Linked DNA regions of Mus musculus: all the other regions are linked to region 1. A link is a loop called in an ENCODE intact Hi-C map of the cell type or tissue named here. Cell type or tissue: left cerebral cortex. All regions are shown on one strand. Each heading gives the region's core, and the rest is flanking DNA. Links, peaks and the distances in the headings are about the cores only.

Region 1 (10,018 bases), core at 4,476-6,975:
TAAAGCCTATAGAGTGTGGTCTTTCTAAAACCATTCATTCCAATTTTGACATTCCATTTCTCCACAAGAAAGAAAGAAAAAAAGACAGACAGGCAGACAGACCTGGCACTTTCTTCCAACAGATCCTCTGTGATGTTGGGGAATCCGTGAATAAAATATATCCCCCACTGGAGAGCCATGTCTTGGGAAATTAAAACACTACCCTTTGTTTTTCCTGCTTCCTACTCTGACTCACAAAGCCAAGGTTCTTCCTGTAGCCAAGGCCAAAGACCTCAGCATGATTTCAGAACAAAGCAATTCCATCCAGTGGTCCTCTGTCACAGGCAGGAAGGACAGTGTAAGGATTGAACCCAAGTCGGAAGCTCTGGGTTCAAACCCCAGCCCAGTGGCTGGCTCTGAGCAGCTCAGCAAGTGACCTACTCCTTCAGTTTACGTGTCCTGGCAGAAATGGAGCTCACCCCCAAGTCACTGTGAGGATTAAATGAGTTAAAACACTTACAACTGCCAGAAAGTCGACCTACCTCCAGCGCCCCACGCCTGCCTGCTGAGATCGCCTCCTGTCTCTCCTACAGGCTTTGACCTTTCCTACCGCTGGCGTTTCTGAGTCATTGTCCCAGTGCCTGTACCTCTGGCATCTTTGAGTCATTTTCTCACTCCTCTCTGGACAATCTAGTCTGGCCACATTCCTCCTGAAAGGAGGAGACCAAGACAGAGCTCACTAATAAGGTCTTTAGTAAGAATCTGGCCCATCTCAAAAATGACGGCCATCTGGTTCCTCACATAGCACCCTTTCTGACTGCCACGCTAAATTTGCCCCTTCTTCTATGTCCCTGAAAATGCTCATTTCTCTGTCAAAAGAACCTCCATTCTCAAGCTCTAACTCCTGACCCACGAACAAGAAGAAAAAGCCTAGTCAGTCCTGGAGAGTTGGGTCTAAAACCCAAATGGTAGAATGAACCTACGAATTACACGTGCCCCTCAGCCTATGGTTATAGCCTAGAACATAAATACAACATAGAGCTTAAAGGAGTAGATTTGAATGTGGCCAGAACAGCACCAAGCTCTAGCACGTCTGACTTCTGATAAGGGCGGGGTCACACACAGTCCCTTAACCTGTTCAGACTTCAGTTGCTGTATTTGGCAAATGGCAAGAATAACCACCCTCCTAGGATCACTGTGAACATCCAATATGCTGTGTAGGGCTCTGTGTCCTCTCCCTAGCACAATACATAAACAAACATAAACACACATAGAATGCTTAGTAGAGTCCTTAAAATAAAAACTTTTAACAAATATTAACTATTATTATTGAAGTGGGTAACACACGTACTAGAAAACCTGAACTAATTCCCCATGGGGCTGTGGATTAAAATCTTAAGAGGAACAGTCTTTCTCAGATACCTGCCAATGGCATCGTACCCCTTGCCCTGTGCCTGGACTGCCCAGTCACTTTCTGAAGATCCTGTTTCCTTTCACACCTCAATGCTCTTCTTAGAATATGACGTGTCTGGAAAGATCTCCCCATTCCTACCATTCTGCTAGAGTTGCTCCCCACTACACCCCAATATCCAAACACCTTCACCACCGCTCACATACATCACTTTGTGATGGGCTCCCCAAATTCCCTGAAGTTCTCTGCTCTTCCTCCAAAGTTCCTCTAACACAGTACCACCCAAACCCATGTGCCATGACCACACTTGATTTGTAAATGTCATTTCCTTCTTGAAATGCAAGCACCATCAGGGCAAAACTCCAGAGGGAGGGAGGCGGGCAGAGAGAAACTGGGAGGGTCACCGAGGTTACTAGTGTAAGAACACATGTGCACTGCTCACTCATTCTCTCCCTATCACCTTCTTTATGGAATTTCCAATGCCTCCCTCCACGCTTCTGTCTGCACGCATTCAGGAAAAGATCAGTTCTGAATAATCACTTCTAGACTGGGCTGGTATACTGAAGGAGGAAAAACATATCACACAAATTCGCAGACAGTTCCCACAAGAAATTAATGCTGGAGGGAGAAAGGTGTCAAGAATGACTCTCAGTTTCTACTCAAAAAAGCCACTCACTGAAAGAGGGGAAACCAGCCACGAGTCTCACTTGGGGTAAGTTTACGTGTCTTTGATACCTAAGGGATAATGTCAAAGAACAGCATGTCAGGGGTCAGCAACCTATGACCCATGATTCAAGTGGAAGCAGATGGCTTTCATGAGAAAGGAACAAACTCATAATAATTAGCTGTCACCCTGCTATCTGCTCCATGGGTAACCCAGATTGTCTAAACCAATCAGTCTCTCCCCTGATCACACAGGAAATAGCTAAAACACTCCAACCTTTGTGTAAACAGAATTGTATCAGAATGCCACCACATTGGTTTGTTTGGCTGCTTTTGCACACCTGGCAGAAACTGAGAAGTGGCAGAGAACAGCTGCCCACACACCCTAAACGTTTACTCTCATTCCATTACTGGAAATGGCTGCCAATGCCTGCTTTAGAGCTAACACAAGATCTGCAGATCTGTAACACAAGCTGTTCCTCCAGCCAGCTCTCCACCCAGTGTCCCCGCTTCTCTCTCTCCATTTCCTCCCTTTCTCTTTCTGTCTCTTCTCCCTACCTCTGTTTCTCTCTTCCTTTCTCCTCTCCTTCTCTTGTCTCCATATTTCTATCTTTCTCTCAAATCCCTTCTTAAAACTCTCTCTACTCCTATGTTACAGCCATTCAAATCTTCCCCCATGTTACAGCGATTCAAATTTCCCCCCACTTTAGCACAATATCCTTTCAGACATTTAACTTTTGTTTTATTTTTATTTCGTTTCTTGAGACAGGATCATGCTATGTAGCCAAAGCTAGTCCAGCCTCCAACACTCCATCCTCCTGCCTCAGGATTCCAAGTGATGGGATCACCCGTGTTCTGGCTTGATATTTATTCTGGCCAAGTAAAACCAGCCACAACCATAAAAAATATGAAAATTAACAAAACCATTTAATGAAAAATACAAATCACATTCTAATAAAATAATTTTAGAACTGAAAGAAATTAAATATGACAAAATCAAAGGCACTGACTTTGTACATCCAAATTGCAAATCTTCCTATCTTAAATTTACATACTGGCATTACATGAAAAGGTGTAATACTGGGCTCTCCACCATTATTGCTTCCCTTCTTCCCTTTCCTCCTTCTCTTGTTTTTTTCAGACAGGGTCTCCTGCTTCTCAGGTTTGATTCATATTCACTATGCAGCTGAGGATGACTCTGAACTTGTGGTGCTCCTCCCTCCACATCCCCAGTGCTAGGATTACATGCATGCATCATTACACCCAGAGCTACATCCCCAGACCCCCAGCCTATCATTTATATATACTTAGCCAACTGAAACAAGCAGAATCAGACTTAAAACTGAAGGCCAATTCAAACATGACAACAATGTAAGGGTTTTCAGTCTCTGAAGAGGGATGGCGAGTAAACACTAGTGGGAAAGCAAAGCCCACCACCTGCGATTCAAAAGAGACAAAACGAACCAACAGACAACCAACCAGATGGAGCACTGCAAACACACCACGTGAAGAGAGCTACTCACAAAGGGGCGCGTGGCTGGTTCACTTTGTATTAAGTGCCCAGAGTAGACAAAAGTTTAAAGAGGCAGATTGGTGGTTTCCAGAGCCTGTGGGAAGGTCAGAATGGATACAGGGTTTCTCTTTTGGGTGATAAAAATGTTCCCGAAGTGGTTGTAATGATGATTGCACACCATGCACACTAAAAATTACTGAACTGTATTTTAGTGAATGAATAGGCCTGTGAACTACCCACCTTTGTTTTTTTATTTTATGTGTCTGGGAATTCTGCCTTTATGTGCAGCACTTGCATATCGGGGGTCTATGAAGGCCAAAGAGGATATCTGATTCCCTGGGATTGGAGTTACAAATCATGGTAAGCCATGACGTCAACTCTGTGACTCAAACCAGAGTCCTACAGAAGAGCAGCAAATGCTCTTAACCACTGAGCCAGCTCTCCAGACCCCTGGTTTGTTTGTTTTAAAGGCAGAATGTAAATCTATTCAAAAAAACCTGGAGGAGTGGGTGAGGAGTTTAAATCTATATCTTTAATAGGTTTCTACACAGTGATCAATAACTTTAAAACTATTAATAGAATGTGTCCATACTTGTACAGATCAGAGGCAACTCTATTGAATTGGTTCTCTCCTTTCACCTGTATGTAGAGTCTGAAGATGGAACCAGGTCTTTAGGCTTGCAAAGCAAGCCCCTTTACCTACTGATCTCACCAGCCCTCCAGAGTTAATTTGAACCATTTGTTTTGCTAGATTTGACACCTGCTCGTATATGTGAAATGACACTAGATCTACAAAAAGACACAATTTCTAGGATCTTTTTTTTTTTTTCTCATTGGGACAATATGTGGACATTTCTCCCTCCACAGCCCTGCTGTGTGTGTGTGTATGTATGCATATATATATATATATATGAGTTTATATGAGGTGACAGTAGGCCTGGCTCTGTTGTAAAAAGAACTCAGAGGGAAAACTGGACATTTATGATGACATAGGTAGCTGGGAGGGATCAGGGAGTGTGCTGGCAACATGCAGATTAGTCACCAGATAAACAAAAACCTCCTCATCTTACCTGATGAGACTCAGCCACCTAATACTTACACAATATTAAAGACCCCTTTCAGAAATGTCCATTATTTTCAGAGAAATGCTACAATACAACAATTCATTCTAATGCTAGCTATACCAGTATTCCATTTCTTAGGAAGACACACACACACACACACACACACTAATCAAGAGAATATTCGCATTTCAAAATGAAGCTAATTAGTTTGGATTGAAATTTAGAAATTGGAATAGCATGAAAGTAAAATTATCCAAACCTTACAATAGTGTCATTATGGCAACACTGTACTGACAATAGTTAAAAGATTCAAGTTTCAGAAGAATGGCTATGACTTTTCTTATACTTCAGAATGTTTAGAAAGTCCTAAGGTGCCTTTTCTTCAGCAATATGCCTGCTATAAGAAAAATCACACTATAACTCTTGTCTAAAATGTTTTATTTAAAAGCCCCTGAAATAAAATCACTAAGTCATGATTTTCCTTTTTTCCTCTTCTTCTTCTTTCTTCCTTTCTTTTCTTTTTTTTTTTTTTTTTCCTTTTTTTCCCTAGCCCTGATTGTGTCTCTCAAAATAACTGGAACACGAATTGCCCGGTTTCCGACCAGGGTGTAACAGCAACTCAGAACCCTGGCAGACAAGCACAGAGAATCTCACAAGAGCAGTGAGTGTCCGCCAAGCCTGTGCTCGCTGTGGTTTCGTCAAGGCATCATCAAGGCGGTGTCAAGTCTCACAAGGTGGTCGGGCTCTGAGAGCTGAGGGGAACCAACTCTCCGCAGTGGGAGGTGCTAGCCGGGAAAGAAAACCATCCCACACCCCCTCCTTCCCTTCCTTCCTTCCTTCCTTCGCAGAAGCCGAGCGGGGGCTTTTCTGAGACCCCCCAACCCGGAACCGGAAAAGCGACCATCTTTCCTGACCCCCCCGCCCCCTGCCGGAAGTGGAGTCCAGCCAGCTGGCGCACTCACCCTGGACGACTAGGATGCTCAGCAGTGGAAAGAGAGCGCAGCCACGGCCTCCTACTGTTCCTCTTGCCAGCTGCATCCCGACAGCTCTTCCGATACTTACACACCCTCTTTACGCCTCCCGGGGACCATGCAGGTGGTGCCGGAAGTGACGTCATGTCGGGAGTCACCTTTGAAAGAGCCGTCCCGGACCCAACCTCAATCAGGGACAAGGATTGTTACTAGAATCGTACCCGGTTACCCTCATCAGCGGTTCTTTGACTCTCAGGAGGATCTGATTGCGCTCTTCTGCTTCAGATTGGCTACAGACTGAAAAAACAGTTCTATTTTTATGGAATTCCAGGGAACCAGGCTCGATCCTCCGACTGTAATCCAGAAGTTATCTCTCTAGAATATCTAAGTTGAACCCTCACAAAAGATTCTCATACATTTGAAGTTCAGGAAAACGTAGGCGACCATCCAAGATCAGAATAAATATATCTTTTTTGGGTCCTTTGGTAAATACGTGCAAGCGTCGTCATTTGTGTACCTTTTAATGTAGCCATTACATCATTCAGAATTGGATGTTTATTAAATTACTGCAGTGACAGTGATGATGAAATCATTACAGTGTGTATTAAAGGAGAGGAGGAACTTGGGTTTGTGTATCTTTGCATTTTAAAAGTAAGGATATCATTATCACGGTACTTGACGTGGAATGAGACAGTCTAACATGCTCTGAAAGAAAGGGTGGAAAGGACCCCGCTTTACTGGTGTAATCACTCAATTCTCCTGGACCCGCCATGGTTAATGAAAGTAAAAGGGAATAAAAAGCCTCAGCTTTTGGAAATATTTCATAGCTGACATTTTCCATTGGCATACTTTACTAGACTTGGAAGCCGGTAGTTTTTTCTATGAGAAGAATCAAGAGTAGAAAAACAAATATCCTTGTTTCTAAAGTTCCCAAACTAAGTCAGGTAGGATGGCAAAAGCCTGTAAATCCAAGATCTGCAAGACTGGGGCAGAAGAACTAAGGACAACCTGGACTTCAGTCGTAAGACTCAGATTAGGGTTAGGTCCAAGAAATGAGTCTTCCAAATGTGTGCTATCATTTTGCCCATTTCCCAGTCCTCCAAAGCAATATGTGAAGCCTATAGAAATATAAAACTACTAGAAATTAATTTCATCAATTAATGATTGCTCTGCGTGTCTAACTCTACTATCTACCAAGAAAACTTGAGCAAAGTTAAACATCTTCCCTTGTTTTCCATTAACTGCTGTTGTGAATTTTGCAGATTTGTTTGTAAGCAAATAATAAAAATCATAGTTCTTTATTACTAAGGGTTTATTTACACAGTGATTCATGCATAATAAAAAATAAGTTACAGTACAAAAGTACTCTTAGGAAGGAGACACTGAACAAGAACCTGATATCCCATGAGTATTCAAACAAGACACAAGCTGCAAGTTCCCTGGAGACATTCTCTGTGAGTTTTTAACTACTTCATTACAAATATGAAATATACACAGGCCATCTGTTTAAAGAAATATCCAGTTGTTATATTCACAAGAGAAAATATAGCTCTAACTTGTAGCTTCAAAACTAGGTATCAAAATTTTAGACCAGGGTATGGTGGAACATGCCCTTATTCCTAGCACTAGGGAGGCAGAGGCAGTAGGATCTCTGAGTTCAAGGACAGCCTGGTCTACAGAGCAAGTTCTAGGATAGACAGAACTATATAGTAGTGAGACCCTGTCTTAATTTTTAAGGGGGGGGGAGGGAGAGAAATAAAAACAAAACCTTTTTTAGGCATTTTAAAAAGTGGAACAAGATGTATAGAATGAATTTCAAGACCAAAATTTATATTTAAATTATGCCAATTTGTTTGTAAAGACTGGGTAAAATTACAAGATCCAATATGTAGAAATAGAATCTTTTGGAAATTCCAGTTTGTTAAAAAGAAATAGTCTGTGTGGCCCAGTCAGTGAAGACTAAACCATCACATCGCAAAGATTCACCCTGGACCTGAACTTTTAGATGGTCTCTGTTCTCCAAACAATGCTAGTGTGCACAGACCATGTAACCAGACACAAAGAAGAAAGCCATCCCTCTTCTTTCCATAGGCCACTTGAAAAGTTTGCTTTATACTCAAATAAAGGGAAAAATAAAATTGGTTATTTCCATTTAGGTAGTCTTTGGCCCATGGCAAATTCTCCTTAAAGTAAGGTGAATTAAAACCAAAAGTATTTTAAATAATCTCTTCCAGTTCTCACACATAAGACTGAAAAAAAAAATGGTCATTTGCTTTGAGTTGGCCTTCTTCACAAGTCTATTTTCTTTTAAAGTTATCGTGTATCACGAAGTCTTCTAATAAATTGCTTAAGGGCTCCAGTCTGCAAATGAAGAGAATGTTGAGCTGGGGGTAAAAGGGAGCACACAGCAAGCACGCTGTCTGTGCTCATTACAAACCTACAGTCGGGCTAGATGTGGGGGTACACCCTTGAGTGAAGCACTTGAGAGCTGAGGCAGGGGGTGTCTCTAGGTTTCAGGCCAACACTGCATAGTCAGCTCTAGAGCAGCCAGCACTACATAGTGAGAACCTGACTAAAAATAAATAAATAAATACAAAAGTGATGCTGAGAGATTCATCCTGGTAGCACTTGCTGGTGTCCTGGTGTTCTTGTGACCTTTTGTCATTATTGTGCTTAGATTTGCGCTGTCATCTATAAACCTTGGAATAATTGACAAAACAATAAACCTAGGATACTGAAAAAAAATCAGTAAAACAAGATGTTTCCATTTAAAGATAGCCATGAAAATCAGACTTCCTGTGTGACTTTGGATTTTGGTATTAATCAAAAGTGGCTGGAATGGTTAGCTCATCTTTTTATGACTTAATTTATTTTTATCTTGGGGGGGGGGTATCTGCCTGCATGTATCACATGCATTCAGTGCCTGCAGACACCAGAAGAGAGTGTCACCTCCCCTAAAACTGGGTACTGATGGTTGTGAGCCACCAAATGGATGCTGGGAACTGAACTGGGATCTTCTGCAAGAGGATAGATGAGCTATCTCTTCAGACCCCTGAGCACACCTGTGTGCTGTTCTAAAGAAACTAAAATATGAGAAGGTATGTTCTGGCAGACAAGCTAGTTGGCTTCTTACCCCTCTGATGCACAGAAATATGGGAGTCACACACCATAGGAATGTGGAAGGACAAATATGTAACCTCTTGGTTTGCAAAAGCTAACACACAATTGCACTCTGGAATTAGATAGAACCGTAGCAACGAAGGTAAGTCTGAGTCTAGTAGCTCAGGCAGAACCCAAAGCTGCCAGGCAGGGGCGTTGCTCATCTGGGCAGGTTTGTGCTGCAGAACCTGTAGGACGACAGACAGGTCATCGCTGGAAACATTTCTATTGATTTCAAGGGGTGCTGATGGTGTCCTCAAAAATCCTCAGCTTCTGGAATACAAAAGTTTAAAAAGTCAATGTTCTTGAGAAGAATCTAAGAGGAATACCTGGCAGTGCCATCATCCACTCCTAATAGAAATTTGGTTTGGTTTTTTTTTTTTTGAGACAGAGTATATATCGTCTGTGATTTCTGACAGGAGATACAAATTTAAACAAATTTTAAAAATCTCTGTATCCCAGGCTGGCCTGGTCTTACACGCGTTCTCGAGACTGGCCAGGAAGAACACAACAAACCGGAATCTTCTGCGGCAAAGCTTTATTGCTTACATCTTCAGGAGCCAGAGAGCAAGAGAGCAAGAGAGCAAGAGAGCAAGAGCTTTATTGCTTACATCTTTAGGAGCCAGAGCGCAAAAGAGCAAGAGCGCAAGAGCAAGAGTGCAAGAGTGCAAGAGAGCAAGAAAAAGAACAAGAAAGCAAGAGCAAGAGCAAGAGAGAGCAAGAAAGCAAGAAAAAGAACAAGAACAAGAAAGCAAGAGAAAGAATGGCAAAACCCCGTCCCTTTTAAGGAGAATTATCCTCCGCCTAGGACGTATTACTCCCTGATTGGCTGCAGCCCATTGGCCCAGTTGTCATCACGAGAAAGGCAGAACACATGGCGGGAAAACTGCCCCTGCACGTGTGCAGATTATGTTTACCACTTAGAACACAGCTGTCAGCGCCATCTTATAATGGCAAATGTGAGGGCGGCTCCCAACAGCCTGGAACTCACTCTATAGAGCGGGCTGGCCTGGATCTGCCTGCCTCTGCCTCCCAAACACTGAGATTAAAGGTTTGCACCCGGCTGGAAAATATTAAGTTTACTCTCCCACTAATTCAGTTTTTATTTTCAAAGATTTTACTTAGTGCTCTTTATTCTTTATTACATGGTTTTCAGATCCAGTATGTGTGTGTGTGTGTGTGTGTGTGTGTGTATACATACATATATATATATATGATTTGGTTAGTTGGGTTTCGGGGGGGTAGGTGGTTTTTGAGA
Region 2 (10,018 bases), core at 4,338-6,837, 65 kb before region 1:
AGAACTCCACGCGGTCTCCAAACCGCTCCAGCTTCAGGTTAATGATCTTCATTCGGAACTGGAGGAACTGGGAGGGGAGGGGCAAATAGTATGAGCGCTGTGTGAGCATGCGCAAGGGGCTATGGGGCTTGTGGGGACACACCCTCTTCCTGTGCATCTTCTTTCTTAACATGGGAAGGAAGGGCATTAGACCTGGAAGGCCCATCCAGTTGTGGCGACATCATAACCTCTGTATCAAACAGCCTACACAGAGTCCTCTTGGGGCCCTGTTCCAGTGCAGGACTAGGGATGGGGGTGGGGGTGGGGGTGGGGGTGGGGATGGGATGGGGATGGTGGGCTTCATGCCTTGGGGGTTTTGCTTCCCTCCACTCCCTCCTCCACCAGGACTTACCATCTCCTCTGTGCAATTGTTACACTCCTGGTAAGTCCAGTTAAGAGAGAACTGCTTGTGGTTCACGGTGTAGCAGGAGTTGAAGGTACAGGGCAGGCGGGTATCGGACCCATTGAGGACACTAAGAGTGGTGGGCGCTGTGACTTCCATGCTCCGCCCCGGGGGCACTGCAGATAGAACCACAACCTGATGAGGATGCTTGGTGACAGGTGGAGGGTTGCAACCCTTCTGTAGCCAATGGGGAACAGACGGAGAGAGACAGAGGAGTTAAGGGGCAATAGGCTGGGCTCTTTACAGCTGTTAGGAAGGTGAAGCGCATGAGGGACACCAGATGTGGTCCTTAGGAGGAGAAGAGGAACAGAACCAGTGTAGAACAGACCCATCAAATTGTCTACCAGGCCATGGACAGTCAAATGGACTCTGCTTGTTCTAAGTTCATTGTAGGCAGACCCTTTCCTTGCCTCTACCCACCCCGAAGCCATTTCCCTGCCAAAGGCTTCACTGGGCTTGCCTCCATTTCCCATTCTCCATCCACTCCAGATTATTTTTGCTTCAGATTATTATTTAAGCCCATCTAGGGGAAGCGTCGTTGTTCCCATGGGGCAGGCAGCTAAAACTGGGCGAGCCTGGGAAGGCCTCGCTCTCCCTTGGCCCAGCACGAGCCACTGACTATCCCCAGGCTCGAGAAAGAGGGCAGACGGGAAAGAAGAGGTGTCCCATAAGAAGAGGTTCATTCTGAGGACTTGCTGACCGGCCTACATGGATGCTCTGCCCTTTGGGAAATGCTGACCTGGAAACGCTATGGCGCAGAGTTGGTTCAGGTTGGCAGGAGGCAGGGTGGGAACAGAAATCCCTCGGAAGTACTGGATGAGGTCAAGGCCTGGTGCTGCAACTGAGAGAAGTGCCCCCACAATACTCCGTAGAGCAGAGATGAGGGAGCACAGGTGAGCAGCCCAGGGCCCAGCCGTTACAGAGACACGCACTGCAAAGCCATGAAAGTACTCCACAGATACCTGCAGGACTGCCTCAGACTAGCCCAGACCTTAATTCCACAATCGATCATCTGCCAAGGCTGTTAAAACTTCATTCTAAAAGTTCAGCTTAGTATTAACAGGGCAGGGGCATAGCTCAGGGTTAGAGCAATGGCTCACATCAAAACCCCCAGCAGTGACAGTGCCACTTCATTTTCATTGTTTTGTGATATGGGGCATGGCTTTTTTTGTTTGTCTGGTTTGTTCGGTTTGATTTTTACATTTGGCCTTGGAGTGTTGCGAGGAGGGGTGTATCTGGCTGGCCTCCTCTGGTAGCCCAGGCTATCTTGGAACTAGCTATATAGCTAAGAATGACCTTGAACTTTTAACCTGCCTACTTCCACTTCCAGAGTGCTGGGATTATAAGGGTGCCCCACCCCCACCCAGTTTATTCACTGCTCAGAATCAAATGTAAGTCCTTAAATTGGTAGAGGCAGGCACTCTACCAACAGAACCACATCTCTAGCCCTCATTCATTCACGATACTAAATACACGTAAATTACCTACTGTGTGCCAGGTTGTGTTTAGTCCTAGATCCTAGGACTTGTCACTAGTATGAGGCATAACCACTGTGTGGTGGGGCTTGTATTCTGGTGAGGGAGCATAAAGGGACAAGAATGAAAATAGGAACATGGCCGTCTGGAATGTTACATGACATGGGATATAAGAATAAAATATGGCAGAGGGGAGTTTAAGGGTGGCCAGGAAATAAGGCTCTGGAGAATGACATCCAGACAGCATTGAACTTGAGAAGGAGTGAGCCATCATGGAACATCAAGGGCCACATTTCTAAGGCTGGATTTGACCTTCATACATCTGAGAAAGAACAAGGCAGGGCATGGGAAGACCTGAGATTAGAGCTGGGCAAGGACCAGGCCAAGGGGCAGAACATGGGATCTGGGATGATTTAGGGGGGGTTTAAGGATGGGGTGCAGTCGATGGGGTGCCAGCTGAGTGAAGATTATAGCTACTGATGTGGGCAGACACATGTCCCCCCAATTCCACTTATCTTCCGTCCCAGCTGTAGCCCCGATCAACTATGAGAAATGTAAGCAGACTTCTCCACCCCTACCCCCGAACCCCCACCCCCATCCCTGTGCCTCAGCCCCTTCCTCCAGCAAACCTAGTTCATGACACTGTCACTGGGTGCTTATAGTGACTAAAGTAAATGCTGAGAGCTCAGCAAATGACAGCTGCTATTAACTGCATTCTCCTAACGTCTGCTTTGGGGACAGAAAGAGCTAAGAGGTGAGGTGGGGCAGTCTCTAGGACTGAGGGTACTTCAGGACTGGATTTACCCGGGATCTCTAGCTAAGGAGCCAGGCTGCAAGGATCCTGGGTTTTCCCACAAACCAGCTGGCCCTCCCTTCAGAAGCAGAAGTACAACAGCCTGCAAGCAGAGAAGCTAAACCTGCCGGAGCACCCTTCTGCACTGCACACCCACCCTTGTGAAGGGCCTGCAGAGCTCGAAACCTAAAATCAGGAGGGTCTCTGGACTGCTGGCCTTGGAATCCCCACCAAGGCCCTGCCTGGGGGCGGGTCTAGAGACCACACCTGCTCACCAATGACTCCAGTTGAGCACAGAGCTGCTCACAGGGGTTACGCCAGCTGGGGAAGCTGATGGGGCTCCTCCCAAGAGGAACAAAGCCTGGCTCTCAGCTCTTGCACTTTCATATCGAGTCTAAAAGTACCTGGCCCGGTGCCAGACGAGAGGGAGGTGTGCAGAAAATATTAACACCACCCCCACACTGCAGAGGCTGAGGAATTTGAGGGAAAGAACTGATGGAGGCTTGTCCTCAGTTTACCTTCTATACCGGGCATTCCGACCTATCCAGCCCCTCCCCCTGAAAGGGCTTCCACCTTCCCAGGGCCACCCCTCCCCACACAAGTGCTCTGTGAAACTAGTTGGCTCGGTAAAGTCCACCTTTCTTCTCCTTGTTCCTTCCCAGTTTGAACATCAGCTCACATCTCCCTCCCGCCCCATCTCATCTAGAAGGATCCAGCTACGTCAGGTGGCAGAGTTGCAGGGGAGCCAGAGGCGTTTTCAGGCTAATGGCAGGGGACAGAGAAAGGTGCAATGCGGGTTCCCCCTGCATGTGCTCTGCAAGAGGAGCCAGATGGGATTCGTGTGCCCTCTAGTGGCCACAGATGTCAACGAACCAGTCCCAGCAGCAGGGAAGAAAGTGAGGAGAAACTAGAACCTGAATCCATGCCGCCTGGCTCCGAACAGGGCTGAGGTGAGGACACAGAGCTGGGGATGGGTTGGGTTGGGGGGCTGGTTACTGTCCGTTCAAGGTGTCCTAAGATGTACATAGTGGCTCCAGTCCCTGACTCCTGCAGAATCCCCAGCAGACAATGGTCCGCCTTGGGTTCCACCAAAGTCCTATCTGGTACCAGGTCTGAGGTCTAGGTTTCCTGATTCCCAACTTACAGGAAGATGATAGTGGGGTGCAGCAACCCAGTATTCGACACAGCTGGGTCCTTTAGGCCCTGACCATCCATTGTTCTCCCAGGGCAATCATGCAGAGACCCTGAAACATGGCTTATCTGCCAAACACTCTCTTCAAAAGACTTGGAAGTAAATTCCCTTTTCTCCTCCTTCCAGGCCTAAAGTAATCTATACACTTGTCTTATTCTTAAGGAAAAAAGAAGATTTTTTAAAAAGGGAGGGAGGGGTAAGAGGAGGTTGGGGAGAATTGTCTTCTAATAGCTCCTGCCTCCAAGGGACATGTGATGTCTAGCTCTCCCGCCTCTCCACTCAGTTTCTCTTGCCCAGATCTCCTCCCCAGGCAGCCAGAACCAAGCTGTACTCCCATCCCCTACCTCCGAGACACCAGTGGCTTCCTGCTGCTTCTAGGGCAGAGTTCTGGCACCTGGGTGCAGCTCCTGGGTGGCCTTTCCCATCTGGGGCACAGCTGCACATCACAGCCTCATCTCCTGCCAGGCCCCACCCCTTGCGTGGGACTCTAGGGACACCGAATCTCCCAGTCTCCTCTTCCCTCCCCTCCACCTGGCCTTGTTCAGGCTTTTGCTTTAGGTTGGAAGTTTTGCTCGCCGTCCTCCCTGGAGTTCTTCCACATAAACCCCAAACCCCACTCATAGGGCACAGCTTAGGTGACATCTTCCCTAGTGTCTGATCCTCTCCCAGCCAGGCTCCTATTACTTCCAGTGACTCAGGGGCCAAGTGGTAGGATGTTCAAGCCTGGGACTCTAGAGATCTTGATATGATCTTGGGCAAGTGCACTAGGGTTCCAGTGCTGCAATGTCCTCATCTGTAATACAGGGGACACTAACCCCTCTAAGGTCAATGGGGCAATTAAGTGACGTGCTCTATGTGCGAAGCTCAGCCTGGCACACAGCTGTTAGCAAAAGGTGACCTCCAGCATTAGCATGCCCAACATTCTCATAGCACACACAATGCTGAGGCGCTGTTGCTTATGTACCTGCGTCTCTCCAGAGGCTCTGGTGAGCTCCTTCTTATTCGTGTTGCTATCCCTGAGTCCAGAACGGCACATAGCACATACTGAGTGCTCAATACAATTTTGTTGCCAGGGGTATGGGTAGGCAGGGAGGAGGCATTCTCCTCCAAATCTAAGTCCTGCCCTTAGCAGCAAATGTGTAGGGTTGAACGGAAGCCCACACTCTACTCTCTAAGCTCCCCTCAAACACAGCCCAGACCTTGATGACCAGGACAGTGGCTGAAAAACGCGTGGTCTTGAGAAACACCCTGGAGCTTGTCGTGGGAATAGCTGTTGGCCATCTTTACAGTCATCCGCATGTAACCTGCCTCTGATACGCTCTCCCTCCTAATCGGTGGTATCCCTGCATCCCAGTGACCACTGCTACTGCAAGCATCCAAGTTCCGTTGCCGAGGGAATGGACTGCCAGAGGCGTGCCTCCTTACAGCTTCCCGAAGCTCCAGGTCTCCACTCTCACAGACCTGCTGAAACATGCACTTCTTCCCATTGCCTCCTTGCAGCCCTCATGCGCAGGCGTCTGCATCCAAGGCACCATCTCCCTCAAGGCCAGGCCCGCTGGTCCTCTTGCCAAAGCCCTGGCCTTGTTCACTTAAATATGGCTGCCATAGACAGCCTCCATCTGACAGGAGGCTGTGGCCAGTGCCTGAGAGGAGATCTGTCCTCCACCTCTGGCTTTTTTTTTTTTTTTTAAATTCAGATCTTCCTCCTACTCCCCCTTTTAGCCTGTACTTGATACTCTTGACCAATTAATGCCAACAGAGTAGTACCACTTCCTGAACATTGGGGGCAGTAGAACCCAATATTAAAAGAATGTGCTAAGCCAGATACAAATCTCAGTTCTGAGTTCAAATCTCAGCTCTCTCATGCTAGTCACATGACCTGATTGGAGGAGTTACTGAACCTCACCGTGCCTTTGTTTCCACCCTAGAACATGAATAGATTCACAGTATCTACTACAAGTAACTGCTGTGCGTGAGGGCTTAGCAAAATATGCCATGCCAGGGTTCACGGGAAGCATGTTGGCCCCTGCTGTGTGTTAGGTCACAAGCTCACCAAGCAAGAGACAGTCTCCAGTCTCCCATGGGAGCAGTGATGCTGAAGTGGCGCTCGGGGTAGGTAGGGTCTCGCCCATGGTTATAGAGTAAAACACAAAGCTAGTTTTAAACTTGGGTCCAGTTCCGAAAGACGAAAGATGTTAGATCTTTATCTTGCAGGTTACCAGGATTGCTTCATGTCTCTGTTATCCCTGTGGGCCCTATACCCAGCATGAGAGGGAGGGGGGATATACCACCCAGCACAGTGAGAAAGGACACAGAAGGTGGGACAGAGAGACAGAGACCAGCATAGAGACAGAAAGAGAGACAACAGAGAGACAGACAGATTGAGAGAGCTTATAGTGGGACCTAATCTCACCTAAGATCCTTAAACTTGACCCTCAGGCACTACAGAGAGAATTTTAAGAGTGAGAGTAAAACTGTCCACAAGGCAGGTTTAGAGCCCAGCATGGTGGCACTTGTCTGTAATCCCATCACCCAGGAAGAGAAAGAGACAGGAGAATCACTGAAAGTTCGAGATCAGCCAAGACTACAAAGTGAGACCTTATGGGTTGTGGGGTGGGGTAGAGTCGGGAAGCAGGCCTACAAATAGCCTCCTAACATACCTGCCTAGTACGAGGTCTCTAGGTGTTCAGCTATGAAATTGGCTTTGGGACCTTACGACAGGGTGGTCTGCAAGGTTGGGCTGGACCACGGAGACTGGTTTTAAAGGAACTCTCCCTAGGTTCCACTTACAGTTTGCTCCTTTTCCCAGGATCCTGGGCACCTGACCTCATCCATTCCATCTGGTTCACACCAGGGGTGCCTGCCTCGGTAGCAGCTACTCTGGTGCCTCTCCTGCCAACCCGGAGCTGGTCCTTAAGCCTGATACCCACCTCCTCCCACACGCATCCCAACAAATTGGTGGGATAGGCTCAACTCTCTGCCCCCAACTCTCGAGAACGCGATCTCCTTTAAATCCACCAGATCCCAGGGAACGGGCTCACAAATGAGACTTTTAAAGAAGCCAGCAACTCCTATGAGATCTCTTGGGAAGTAACTGAAAATGAAAACATGATGATGATGGTGGTGGTGGTGGTGGTGGTGGTGGTGGTGGTGGTGGTGGTGGTGGTGAAGAGAAAAATCCCTGAAGAGACCGCAGAGCAGCCTAGCTCTGCCCCACCCCCACATGGGTCCACTTCAGGGAAATCTACAGGATGAACCACCTCTTGATAAATTTGACCATTTTCATCCCCGAGCAACACTCACCCTCTAGTCAACATTTCTGGGAAGGAGAAGCCCAGCATCCGGCAGTCCCAGCTGTCCCAGATCCCCAGCACGCCCCTTCCCAAGGACACAGAGGGAAGCGGCTCACACTCCTTCCCTCTTGCCCCCTCCCCCGCCCCCTCCTCTTTCCGCTGCAGCTGCACTTCTGACCCTTAGGAGCATGCAGATGTGGTTCTAACTTACCCAAAGAGAAAAACAGACTGAGCCCCGTGAGACTGAAGGCAGGGCGAGGTAGCCAGGCATCCCTGTGCATTTTCAGAGACTGTGACGTTAGGCGGGTGGGCTGTGGGAAAGGGTGATTGAGGGACCAAGGACCACAAGGTAGGAATGGTTAAATGCTAAAAAAGAAAATGCACGGATGTACTTCAAAGACATATGCAACATTGAGGAAGCTTTATTTCCATCTCTCTAATATGGCCGACTTGTATGTGGCTGCTAAAAAGAGAGGGGGGTGGTGTATAAGGGAAAGGAAGAAAAAAAAGGGGATGGAGTAAATATTGTGGTTGGTGGATTTCAGAAAGCAGGTGGGAGGGCATAAAAAAGATATTCCTGGAAGAAATTAAGTTGCCAGAAAATTTAGCCTCTAAACTCAGAGCTCAATCAAATTTTGCCTTCCTACTGCATTTGAAATGATTTTTAGACTTTGAAAATTGTTAGAGAATTCTAGGTGAGGTGGCACGTGCCTGCAATCCTAGCACTAGGGAAACAGAGACAGGACTGCCTTGAACTCATAGCAGTCCAAAGCTAGCCTAGGCTCCAAAGCAAGACCCTTGCAAGAGAGGGGAGGAAGGAGGGGAGAGAAGGAGAGAGGGAGGGAAGGAGGGAGAGAAAGAAAAAAGGAAAAAGAGAAAGACTGTTAGAGCCATCTGTTTTTATCAAAGGGCTGTAAGGAAGTCCTTTTTATCATATGAATACGCCCCAAAGGCCTGTGAGTTGATTCCCTGGGGAAAGTGCTTGTGGCCACTGCCAAGCATGATGACCTGAGTTTGATCCCCGGGAACACACCTGGTCACCCAGCAGAAGGAGAGAACTGATCCCTGCAAGTTATGGTCTAACCTCAACACATTAGTGGCACCTGTATACTCATGCTACATGCTCTCTCTCTGTCTCTCTGTTTGTCTGTCTGTCTCTCTCTGTCTCTCCCCAACACACACACACACACACACACACACACACACGGGGAGGGGCAAGAGAATAGATAGATCATACATACGTACGTACGTACATACGTACGTACATAGATGTAAACACCCAGGAAAGAGTTGCCTTTTGTTGTTTGGGTTCAGCGAAGTGGGCAGGAGGCTCTTGGAAAGTAATGACTTCCTCATTGCTCTAGCATTTCCGCAGAATACAGAACTTGTCAGAGAAGGCTGATGCACAAATGCCTAAGAGACTTTTACAAGAGAATAGAGCATGGACCTCTGAGGGACCCGGATTCAAACAAATCAACAAGGAAAGGAACAGGTTTTGAGACAAGGGGAGCAGGGAGCGAATGTAAACTGGACGTTGATTATGTCAACAAATAACGTCTAATGCTGCCGGGTATCATAAAGATAGTGTCTGTGTTTTTAACACCCGTGGGTAATGTAGCTGATGGTCCCAGATGATTGGTGGTGCCTGGGGCACACTTCCCTTGGCTTTGGTGTATGTTTGAAACTTGTTATTTCGAAGGAGGGGAGAATACAGGTTGTCACAAGTAGAAGTTAGGAGAGAAGTGGCCCTAAGCAAAGAGGAGAACAGAGCCAAGCGTATCACAGGTCCTTAAACAGCAATCATTTATTTAGCTGTGCACATTTATCTGTCCACAGTGAGGAATCACAATTTGATCTTAACGTTAGGTCCAATGTACAGGTGATAGATCAGAGCCAGGATTCAAACCCAGCTCTTTGGAAGAGGCTGACCTCCCCCCAACCCCACTCCCCTTATTCCACATGGCTGTGACTGAGCCTTCCACACAGGGAAGAGCTGAGAATTCTGCACAGCGCCTGGTTGAGACTTGAAATTCACTAACCGGGAGGTAATTGACCACCCGGGGATGCTGCTGACCGGATGAATGAATGTATTTGGAAGTCCAGCTTGGTCTCTGAAAGCTGTCCCAGGGGCACAAGACCCAAAGCCAACTGGAACTTCAAGGCAGGGCTGTGAGAAGTCAGAAGGTGACAGGTCCTGATGTTGCACTGACCCTGTTCCCAGCGCCTCTGTCACTCTACGGTAGGGCTCCCATGGCCCCTGCACAGAGCCACGGTGTAGGAGTCCGAATTTCAGGAGAGTCTCTCCCGGTGCCCATCCCTACCACCCTAGGGCCCCGAGGCCTCTTTATAAGTGTGTGCCCAGAGTCTAGACCAGCACTACTCGGACCTCCCGCTCTGCTCAGGCTCTTCCAGCCAAGTCTGCAACACCACCAACCAGGTGGGCTGGCCGCAGACACTTTTCAGCCTAGACCGCTCGCAGAGATTTTTAGTTTGACGTAGCCGGCCTCCTCCTTTTTTCTTGATGCCGCCTATGGTGCCTTGTGAGGCCCAGAAACTAAAGGAAACTTGCTTTGCTGTCTCACTTGACCTCATGCTATGTCTGGAAGTTTCTATTTAATTGTCATGGGAGGCAAGAAACAATCCTACATTCTTCTGCTTCTCCCTAGAATTTGGCTAATAGTCACTGAAGTATTCGAACTTCCAAGAGCCTTGGGCCAGCTCAGACTTCCAGGATCAAGGAACAAACAAACAGTAGTAGCCAGATCAGATCAGGGACCAGGAGATAGGGGCTTTGTCAGACCCTCCCATAGCCCACTGGGGCCC
Region 3 (10,018 bases), core at 1,955-4,454, 90 kb after region 1:
TGGGCTCAGGTTGTCACATTTGTGTGGCAGATACTTTTTCTTGATGTGCCACCTCACTGCTGCACTGGCCCACTGAATTATGACCTGCGTAAGAACCCAGCAAACATTAAAACTTAGAATGTTTTGTTTGTTTTGGTTTTTTTGAGACAGGGTTTCTCTGTGTAGCCCTGGCTGTCCTGGCACTCACTTTGTAGACCAGGCTGGCCTGGAACTCAGAAATCTGCCTGCCTCTGCCTCTGCCTCTGCCTCCCAAGTGCTGGGATTAAAGGCGTGCGCCACCACGCAGGGCTCACAGGTTTCATTCTTGACGTTTTATTTTATGGTTTTGGTGTTTGCCAGCATGTATGTGTATCACATGTATGCCTGGTGCTTTATGAGGCCAGAAGGAGTTAGATCTCGAAAAACCAAAAAAAAAAAAAAAAAAAACCAAAAAAAAAAAAAAACCAAAAAAAAAAAAAAACCAAAAAAAAAAAAGAAGCCTGTATGATATATAATTAGCCTATGATAATATTTGCCAATTTTAAGTGATTTCACCTGTTCTCAGCAGTTTTTAGTAATTTGCCCCATCATAATTCAGGTTGAAAACATCACCACCACTGTTTTAATAGTCCTTATGCTGACTCTCAACCCCAAGCAGCCACAAGTCTCTGTCTCTTCAAGTTTTCTTTTTCTTTATTGGGAGAGCTTGATTGCAGAGGCGAAACCCCAAGCCCAGCACTGGTGCTGCTTATATAGGCCTAGGAGAGGCGTGTCTCACACCCGGATTGGTTATGCATTCTACCTCATTTGCATGCCTCACACCTGATTGGTTATACTCTCAGTACCTCACAGAACCTCATTATCATGCCCGGGCCAGGCAGTGTCTTGGCAAAAAACGTTATTGCATATGTACACATTGGTTGTTTACCCAACCGTATGCGTGGTGGCCAGTGGTAGCCAGCGTCACCTTGTAATGGCATATGTGGCTTCCCACAGGTCCTGCTATCTATCTAGCCTTGAACTCCAAGTATATGTGTATTTTGTTTCTTCTTGCTGAAAAGCCATTTCATGGGCAGTCCACTGCTTGTCCATTCCCCAGTCAAAGGACACATGATGGTTTCACTTCTCGGCTATTATAAGCACTGCTGCAATGAGGATTCTTTTGAAATGTTCTATTTTGTTTTTATTTTGGTTTTTTCAAGACTCAGTTTCTCTGTGTAGCCCTAGCTGTCCTGGAACTCTCTCTGTATATGAGGCTGGCCCCAAACTCACAGAGATCCATCTGCCCTGTCTCCAAGGGCTGGAATTAAAGGCTTACACCACCACAGCCCAGCGTGCAAGGCTCTTTATGCAACTATAATTTCATTTCTCTGGAGTAAAGACCTAGGAATGAAGATCATATGGCAAATTCACTTTTAGCTCTTAAAGAAACAGCCAAATTCTTTTCTAAACTAACAGCATCGTTTTACATCCCTACTGACATGACAGCTTTTTGTTTTTATGAATCTTGAATTTTCAACAATATTTGTCACTACTTCAATATAGCCACATTAACATTTATTTTGTATTATTTTTATTTTGTGTATATGGGTGTTAGGGCTGTTGGTCTATCTTTGCACAATGGGCATGCAGAGCCAATGGAGGCCAGAAGAGGGCATTGTATCCCTGAGAGTGGAGTTAGTGATTCTAGCTGCTAGGTGCATGCTGAAATCTGAACCCTGCCTCCTTTGGAAAGTAAGGCGGTGCTCTTAACCGCTGAGTCATCTCTTCAGCTCAGAGCAATGGCTTTTTACACAACACATAATATTAATCTTTGCCCCAACCTCACTTTCTTAATGGTGACTTTTGAAATGCAAAAGTCTTTTTGATAAATTCCATTTTATAGATTTTGTTGCATTTGGGAGGTCATGTCTAAGACAAGATTGTCTCCTGTCTCATTATTTGTAGGTCATTGTTAGGGATTTGGTCTAGCTTTAACAATAAATGTCACTTAGAATATATGTAAAGTATTAGTAACAAATAAGAATAAAAGATATCATTGAAAAATATCTGAACATGTAATTTTATTAAACTAAATCTCACTTCATAGCAGTTATATAGATATACACTATCAAGTACAGCAAAGAAGTGCCTGGTACTCCTATGCATGTATGCTACCAATCTCTTGCTGAGGTATTGAGCTGTGCCAATATAATTTTTTTTAAGGGGTATCTCAGAATAGGGTAGGGTTTTGGTTGGTTGGATGGTTGGTTTGAAGTAACCCTAGGTTAGTCCAAACTCACTGAATAGCAGAGGATGACTTCGGATGCTCAATTCTCCTGTCTCTATGTACCAAGTGCTAGAATTACAGCATGCCCCACGGTGTCCCACTCACTACAGTTTTAATTTTCATTTTCCTTACTAAAACTAAGAACCAAGGCTGGAGAAATGGCTCAGACGACCCAGATTCAATTCCTAGCACCCACATTGCAGCTCACAACTGTCTGTAACTCCATATCCAGGGAATCTGACACCCTCACACAGACATACATACAGGCAAAACACCAATCAATGCTCATAAATATTTTTCAAAATTAAAAACTAAAAATTAACCAGACTTGTAGGCTGTATACTGTTAGCATTGTATAGATAAATCTAAGACCAACCCAAAATAGCGCGCTGCCTGGCACCTAATACCTGCTCAAAACGTCTTATACATTGTCCTTGTTGGTATTGTTACTGCTTCTAAGCCACAACGAGTGAAACGGCTCCAAAAAGCCATAGGACAGAAGGGAGCGTAAAAAGCAAAAAGTCACAGTCTGTGCAGAGCCCGACACCACAATAGTGTATCTGCCCTCAAGAGATGGATTTCCAAGGTCTAGCTTCATATTCCACAAAACTTCAAAGCACGCAGTCATAGCCAACCCTGCCCCGCCCCGCCCTGCTGCCTAGCCCAATCCCAAAGCCACTTCCGGCCCGCCCCCCACCCTCGCTAGCTGCCAGCAAACGTGCGCATGCGCCTCCTCGGTGTTTTCTCTGTCATTAGCGAAGCCCGACACCGCCCTACTTCCGGCGCGGGGTAAAGACCCAACAGGCTCGGCGCTCAGCGATGATGTCAGCTCCGGTTGCCTTGCTGAGTCGGAAGTAAGAACCTTTTGGTCGCTGTAGCTGTGAGGTGTCGTCGTCCCTGCCCTTTCAGGCTCCGGTAAGAGGCAAGGTATAAGAGGACGAGAGTGTTGAGGCTGCGACCCGGTTTTCTCCTAAGCAATTGCCAGTCAAGGCCCCTGCATGCCTGCTGTTCTCAACTGCTTGCCTGACCCGGGTCCGTCTTGAACTTCGACCCTGTCTAATCTGGAAACCCTTACGGTGCTCCGGCGTCCGGTGGCTCTGCACATTCCCTTCTTCTTTGCCAAGTCCCTGCTAGGAAAGGCCCGAGTGTGGGCTGTGGCTGTCTTTTGACTTATTTTATCTAGGACCTGCGCAGGGTGGGTGGGTCTCCCTGCTGCCTATGAATGTTACTGAACCCCAAAGGATAAAATACGAAGAGTGAACGACAGTGCCAGATGCCAAGGAGACAAAATGAAGCTCGACTCATAGCAATCAAACCAGTAGGGTGCGTGTAGCAAGAGGTTGACTTTTAAAGCGAGTGACGGCTTCCCAGCTGTAGCTCTTTGGATTCTGCTCGAGTTTTTCTTGGTCGAGAAAACATTTCTCAGATTGACCATAGAGTCAGACGTTTTGTGTTTAGTATTGTTCCTTTTAGGATTCTTTTTTGTCTCCTAGAGCAAGAATGGGTTAAGTCTCAATGTCATTGACTTTTTTGGTCCCAGAGACATAAAATGGGGCCCAAGATGAAATGCCAGGGTTTGTTAGAGACGGTTTTGTTTGTTGTGTTGTGTTCTTTTTTTGTTTTCGGACGTGTATGTGCTTCACTTGATGAGATCCTAGCTTGCAGATAAACGTATTGCAAGGATTTTTGTTACGACACCTAATGTAACACTGAAGGTATTTCCAGGTAGACATGTTACTTTGGGAACATTTTTAAATTCCAAAATAGAGACTTTATGGAGTACAATTTAATACAGTGTAATTTGGGCTTGGGGTAGGGAGTTGCTGGGGTTATAAACTAAGCCCTGGTGCATACTAAGTGCTCTAGAACAGAGCTACACCCAACCCCACCTTAGCCATAGAACTTGGCTATAGCAATCTGTTTTTCAGTGTTACCAATAGTTCTACTTTAAAACTGGATTGGACATGATCTTAAAATATCTGTATGCTCTCAGGAGCCAGTAGTGGCCTTAAAGGATTAGCAGCACTCTATATAAGTAGAAGCTTGAGTCAGGAGAAAATGAGAGAATTGTATGGGTCCAATGGTTGACACTTCCTAGAGATGTAGACTTTTGCAGCAGGTATGTAAAGTGAAGTTACTTACTAAAAATGAATCAAATCCAAAAGCCTTGGGGGGGCTGGTAGTTGTGCCATCCCAAAAGCTATCAAGAAAGTGGATGTGTTTCTGTGTGGCAACTGAAAACAAGGAATTTGGGTTTATTATTACTATTACTGTTTCTTTTTAAAGATAATTTTTTTAGTTTTGCTTATGTCTCCATATGTGTTTCTGTATATATGCATGCCATATGTGTGCAGCTGCCCACAAAAGTAAAGGGTATTGGATCCCCAAGAGCTGTAGTTACAGAAAGTTGTAAGCTGCCCGACATGGGTGCTAGAAACTAAACTGTGGTCCTCTAAAAGAACAGCAAGTACTCTTAACCACTGAGCCATTTCTCTTTCTTTCTCTCTCTCTCTCTCTCCCTACCTTCCTTCTCTTCCTCTCTCTCTTAATCTCTTTGTTTCTTCCCCTCTCTCACTTTCTTTCTTTCCTATTAAAGAATCTATTTTTTTATGGATGTGTACCTGTAAGAGTGTGTGGATGCCCACAGAGAGCAGGAGTTGTCAGGTCCCTGGAGTTGGAGTTGCAGGCATTTGTGAGCTGCCCTGTTTCAGGTACTGGGATCCAGACTCTGGTACTCTGGTAGAGTCATTTCTTCAACCTCTTACTTATTTATTTCTGAGTCAGGGTCTCACTGTGTAGCTCAGGCTGGCCTTGACATCAAGATCCTCCTGTTTTCACTTCCCAAGTGCAAGGATTACAGGTATGCACTACTCTACTCAAGCTGGGAAACTTAAAATAGGTAGAGTAAGTATTAAGCCAAACCAGGTATCGAGGGTCCATTTCACCAGACCTTTCTTTTCTTCCTAGGTACTTTTATTTTCATGTGTAAGCTCAATGACTAAGTCTAACCTGGATCTCCACCGAGGTTCTCAACAGGTGATCTGTGGGCCCTCATTTTTTCCTGTAAGTTGTCACATGATTTAGCCTTGCTTCTAAAGAAGGAAATTCTCTATACCTATTTTAAGTAGATACGAGAACGATGACTTCAGTGGGGTAGGCAAAACCTTGTTTTGTTTGTAACATTCTTTCTAGTCTTCTTTCTGTTGTCATTATAAACCATTCTGACCAAAAGCAACTCAAAGGAGGAAAAGAATTATTTGTGCACTTGCAAGTCACATCCCATCACTGAGGCGAGTCAGGGCAAGAATTCAAGCAAGACCTTGAAGTACAACCTATGGAGGAATGTTGCTTGCTGGCTGATGCTTTGCTTGCTTGCTTTTTTTTTTTTTTAAGATTTATTTACTTATTTTATATATCTAAGTACATTGTCACTGTCTTCAGACACCAGAAGGTTGTGAGCCACCTTGTGGTTGCTGGGAATTGAACTCAGGACCTCTGGAAGAACACAGTCAGTGCTCTTAACCAGTGAGCCATCTCTCCAGCCCCATTAGCTAGCCAGTCAAGACAATTCCCCCAAAGAAATGTCTGATCTGGGCAATCTCAAACCAGGCTTTCCCCTAAGATGACTCTAGGCTATGTCAAGTTGACAGTTAAAGCTGACTAGGGCAGCATTTGAGGTGATAGCAGGCTTATTTTCATTCTCTGTTCTACATATGCATAGGTACTGAAGCGCCACAGTGTCTGGCCTGGGAGCTTGGCCTGTTGCTGCATCTCCAGATGTAATAAGTCTGTGCCTTGAAGTAGATCTCGAGGAATGGTGTGGTGTGGCTACGTGCAGCTCAGGAGTAATCACTTGGAAGACTGAGACTGCCCGTGAACATTTGCTTAAGCGTTGTGGTTTGGAGGATAGTTTCAGAATCAGATATGAACTTGTACTTGAGGGTCCTAGAGGCTAGCACAGTTGATCTGCCAGGAGTGCTCTGTGGAAGTTTTAAAATTCCATTATAAGCAGGGAAAAGATGTAATAGAAAGTTAGCTTGTGTATATAATGGAAGAGAATAGAATTAAAAAGGAAGTGATGCCATTTGTGGTGCTAAGCCCTCTCTCCTGATAGTTTTGAGAATATGTCCTGTTCTTCCTGCTTTCAGCTTTCTTTTTATATATATGCTGCAGATCATTGTCTCCTATCTAATGAGCTGGATCATTCAGTTGTATTTTTTTAAATATAAAATAACTCAAGCCAGGCATTGCGATACATGCCTGTAATCTTAGCACTTGGAGACTGAGGCAGAAGAATCACTGTACATTCAAGGATAGCCTGGGCTACACAGTGAGGCTCGACTTTTTAATTAAAAAAATAAAATAAAATAAAAAGGCCTGGAGATGACTTAGTGGGTGGGTAAGAGTTGCTGGTGCACAAACAGAACCCGAGTTCAAATCCTCGACACCCACATAAAGAGCTAGATGTGTCCACAAGTATACCTGTAACCCTAGCACTATGGGGAGTAGAAACAGGAGGATTGGTACTGCTAGCTGGCTTTCATCTTGACTCTAGGATCAGTAAGCCCCCGTCTCAGGGGAATAAGGAAAGTAACAGCATGGGATCCCTAGCATCCTCTGTTGGCCTCCATACTTCATGCATGTACGCCATGTACCTGTATCACACATGCATACACCCTTCACACTGGCTCACGTAGTTTCAGACTTTGTCTGTACACATGTGTGCCACACTCTCATATCACTGTACACACATGTACACGTATACAGACTTCACAGTGGCTCGTATAGTTATGCAGTTAGCCTGCATACATGTGTGCTACACACTTATGCATGCACATCACATTGGCTCATGTGGTTATGGAATTTGCCTATATACACGTGTGCTACAAACTTTTATTGTTGACTTTTATAACTGAAAAGTCTAAAATACTCTGTTTTCCTGTCTGGTTGCTTAATTTGGAGGTAGGGATTTTATAGATGGTTTAAAGGTGGCAACTCTGGGCTTGGGCTTTGCTAACCTAGCAACTGAGAAGAAAAAGAGTTCTCTATAGGGTCAGCCCAAAGACATTGTTCACTGGTTCCCATAAGCTTTGATAGAGGTGTTGCCCACTCTTGGATCCATCACTCTGTCCTCTCTGGCCCTCCTGGAGCTCATAGGTGAAATCAGCACATCTGGACATATGTCTTGACTGGACTTGGTACTCAGCGAAAAACTAAGTGTGTCATATTGAGGGAGAAGGTGGTGATATTCCGAAGCCAAAGTGACAAGCGTGCACTATACTTCTGCCATCTTTTAGATCTCAGGATACTGTGGGGTGTTGAGAACAGCAGTAGCTTGCTGACAGTGAGACAGCTCAGCATGGCATCACGTGCATCAGGGGCAAATTAAACTACCCTCTGGTTGCATAGGTAAAAGCCCTCTCAAGAACTGTTAATTCCAACATAAAGTATGATAATTTTTGTTAAATGTGATTAAATATTCATAGCCAAAAAAGAAAGAAAAAGTCGCTGAGTCATCTCTCCAGTTCCAGATCTGTAGTTTTAAACCTGTAAGTAGAGTTAGGTAACTTAATATGGATGAAAGACGCACAAACCTAACAGCTAATCGGATTCTGGCCTTGATTCAGTATTCCAAATCTGAGTATCAAGCCAGGCATGGTAGTACATGTTTGTAATCCTAGCATTAGGTGGAGGCAGAAGGATTAGGAGTTCAAGGTCCTCCCCACCTACAGAGGGAATTTGTGGCCCACCTACATAATATGAAAACCTGCCTTTTAGAAAAGAGAAGAAAAAGGAGCGAGAAGGGGAGGAAGAGGAAGGGGGGAAGAAGAAATCATCGTCATCAGGGTTTCTGTGCGGTTAAGGAAGCCCAGCTTCCACCTGAGCTGTAGCCGGCTGAGCAGGCGTCACTTTGTTTTCCCCATGTGAGTGAAAATTAGTCTGCCAGCTTAAGAACTTATGGGAAATCCATAACTTTTGTCATGTCACAGTGCTACAGTAGTGCACTAGTCAAGGTTTAGGCAATGGAAACATGACAGCCAGTCGGTGCAGTCAGTGTCTGTTGAGCCTTGTGAGTTTTAGCTGTGTCCAGTTGGTAAGCTGGTAACTGTCTTGCCAAATATGTCTTGAGTTTGGGAACAGGAATTGGCATGTGTTACTCCAAAGCATGGTATTCAAGGATGGGAAAAGGAAAGATGGTGGGGATATTACAGTGATGGTGTTATCTGCCCTTCTGAGTCTAATGCCTGTCCTTTGCATAGCCGCTCCCCTAGGGCTGGATGGAGGACACCTTAAAGTGAAATGACAGACCAGGAGAATAACAACAACATCTCAAGTAACCCCTTTGCTGCTCTTTTTGGCTCCCTGGCTGATGCCAAGCAGTTTGCAGCAATCCAGAAAGAGCAGCTGAAGCAGCAGTCCGGTAAGTAGAGGAGCCAGTAGCAGCAGATGCCGCTCCTAGAACCAGGTCTGCCCGGATCTTCCCAGAGGAAGGGTTCTTTAGGAAATGAACCACAGTTAGAACTTAAGTTTGGTGCTGAAGTTGTTTTGCTTTTATTCTCTGTCTGTCTCTGTTGGTGAAAGCAAAAGTTAGTTTGATGTTAGTTGTGGCTCATTTTGGGGTCTTCCCCTCTGCTGTCCTCTCACATAAAGAGAGACTGGCTATCAGGTGAGTCCACAGGGCTCGTAGCCAGTTGTGATCCCAAAGCTGTCAAGTTGTTTAGTCAAAGGGGGAAAAGGGTCTGTTAGTAGCTTTTTAACATGGAAGACCAAGGTGGTGTGGTAAACAGGCTGCACGCAGTAGAGAAACTAGAGATTTTTCTGACCAAAAAAAGAGTTGTTAATTCCAGCACTTTAAATGACCTCTCAGGAGAAGTGTATCTTTGATTCTGCTGAGTGGCCCCCTTTGTAGCTCACTGCTGTTAGGACAGATTGCTGAGAATTGAATCCTTTGCCTTAACATGAAAAAAGGAAAGACAAAACTCAGAATAATCTCTCACTAGCCAGAAAAATGGCTTTCCTCAGGTGGAGCTGAATTTAACATCAAGTGCAGCTTCTTTCTGTACTGTGTTAGAATACATTTCTAGCACACATTGTCCCTGGGGATAGTCATAATCTTTTTTTTTTTAAAGATTTATTTATTTATTTATTTGTTTGTTTGTTTATTATAAGTACACTGTAGCTGTCCTCAGACACTCCAGAAGAGGGAGTCAGATCTCGTTACGGATGGTTGTGAGCCATCATGTGGTTGCTGGGATTTGAACTCCTGACCTTCAGAAGAGCAGTCGGGTGCTCTTACCCACTGAGCCATCTCACCAGCCCCATAATCTTTTTTTTTTAAGATTTATTTTATTGTAAATGCGTATGTACTCTACATGTACACCTGCATGCCAGAAGAGGGCATTGGATCACATTACAGATGGTTTTGAGCTACCATATAGTTGCTGGGAATTGAACTCAGGACCTCTGGAAGAACAGCTAGTGTTCCTGACCACTGAGTTATAATCTTTTAAGCCAGAAATGACCACCTCTTCCCAAAACAGTGGTGGTTTTTATTTTAATAAAAGGAAAAATAATTTATGTCTTTGCTTCATTTATTTACAAAGTATATAGTTCAGGGGCATGCTCGGCTTTGGTCTTGCTTTATGATTGGGATTGAATAAACAGAAGAAAAGCAAGACAGATAGGGAAGAAAGGTTATAGATAAAGCAAAAGAAAGTAAATGCAGGGCTTTTTAACTGGCTGTAAGCAGGCTCGAAAGACTGGAGCTGA

What was found. Peaks named below come from ENCODE experiments on the same cell type or tissue, not always from the same donor. Only the 100,000 strongest peaks of a DNase experiment are listed, where the experiment ranks them.
Region 2: a loop joins it to region 1, with 3 times the contacts of the local background. A loop is called at or near these places in 8 of 42 quality-filtered maps.
Region 3: a loop joins it to region 1, with 4 times the contacts of the local background. A loop is called at or near these places in 7 of 42 quality-filtered maps.

What each region holds. Positions count from the first base shown.
Region 1 is chr9:45,050,893-45,060,910 of GRCm38, reverse strand. It overlaps Mpzl2 (myelin protein zero-like 2), which reads right to left. Exons shown (of 6, transcript NM_007962.4): 6 at 6,868-9,033. It overlaps Mpzl3 (myelin protein zero-like 3), which reads right to left and starts at 5,730. Exons shown (of 6, transcript NM_001093749.3): 1 at 5,593-5,730. The coding sequence starts at 5,668. In left cerebral cortex, for the core only: no CTCF peak of the experiment used is centred there; DNase peaks (open chromatin) are centred at 5,541 and 5,716; H3K4me3 peaks cover 1,449 bases; H3K27ac peaks cover 1,061 bases.
Region 2 is chr9:45,115,482-45,125,499 of GRCm38, reverse strand. It overlaps Scn2b (sodium channel, voltage-gated, type II, beta), which reads right to left and starts at 7,624. Exons shown (of 4, transcript NM_001014761.2): 1 at 7,407-7,624; 2 at 392-558; 3 at 1-67. The coding sequence starts at 7,476. All of the region lies in intron 1 of Gm10684 (predicted gene 10684), which reads left to right. In left cerebral cortex, for the core only: a CTCF peak has its summit at 5,675; a DNase peak (open chromatin) is centred at 6,812; H3K4me3 peaks cover 1,890 bases; H3K27ac peaks cover 2,214 bases.
Region 3 is chr9:44,958,630-44,968,647 of GRCm38, reverse strand. Ube4a (ubiquitination factor E4A) reads left to right here and starts at 3,048. Exons shown (of 21, transcript NM_001346698.1): 1 at 3,048-3,163; 2 at 5,216-5,311; 3 at 8,509-8,669. The coding sequence starts at 8,549. In left cerebral cortex, for the core only: no CTCF peak of the experiment used is centred there; a DNase peak (open chromatin) is centred at 3,032; H3K4me3 peaks cover 1,764 bases; H3K27ac peaks cover 859 bases.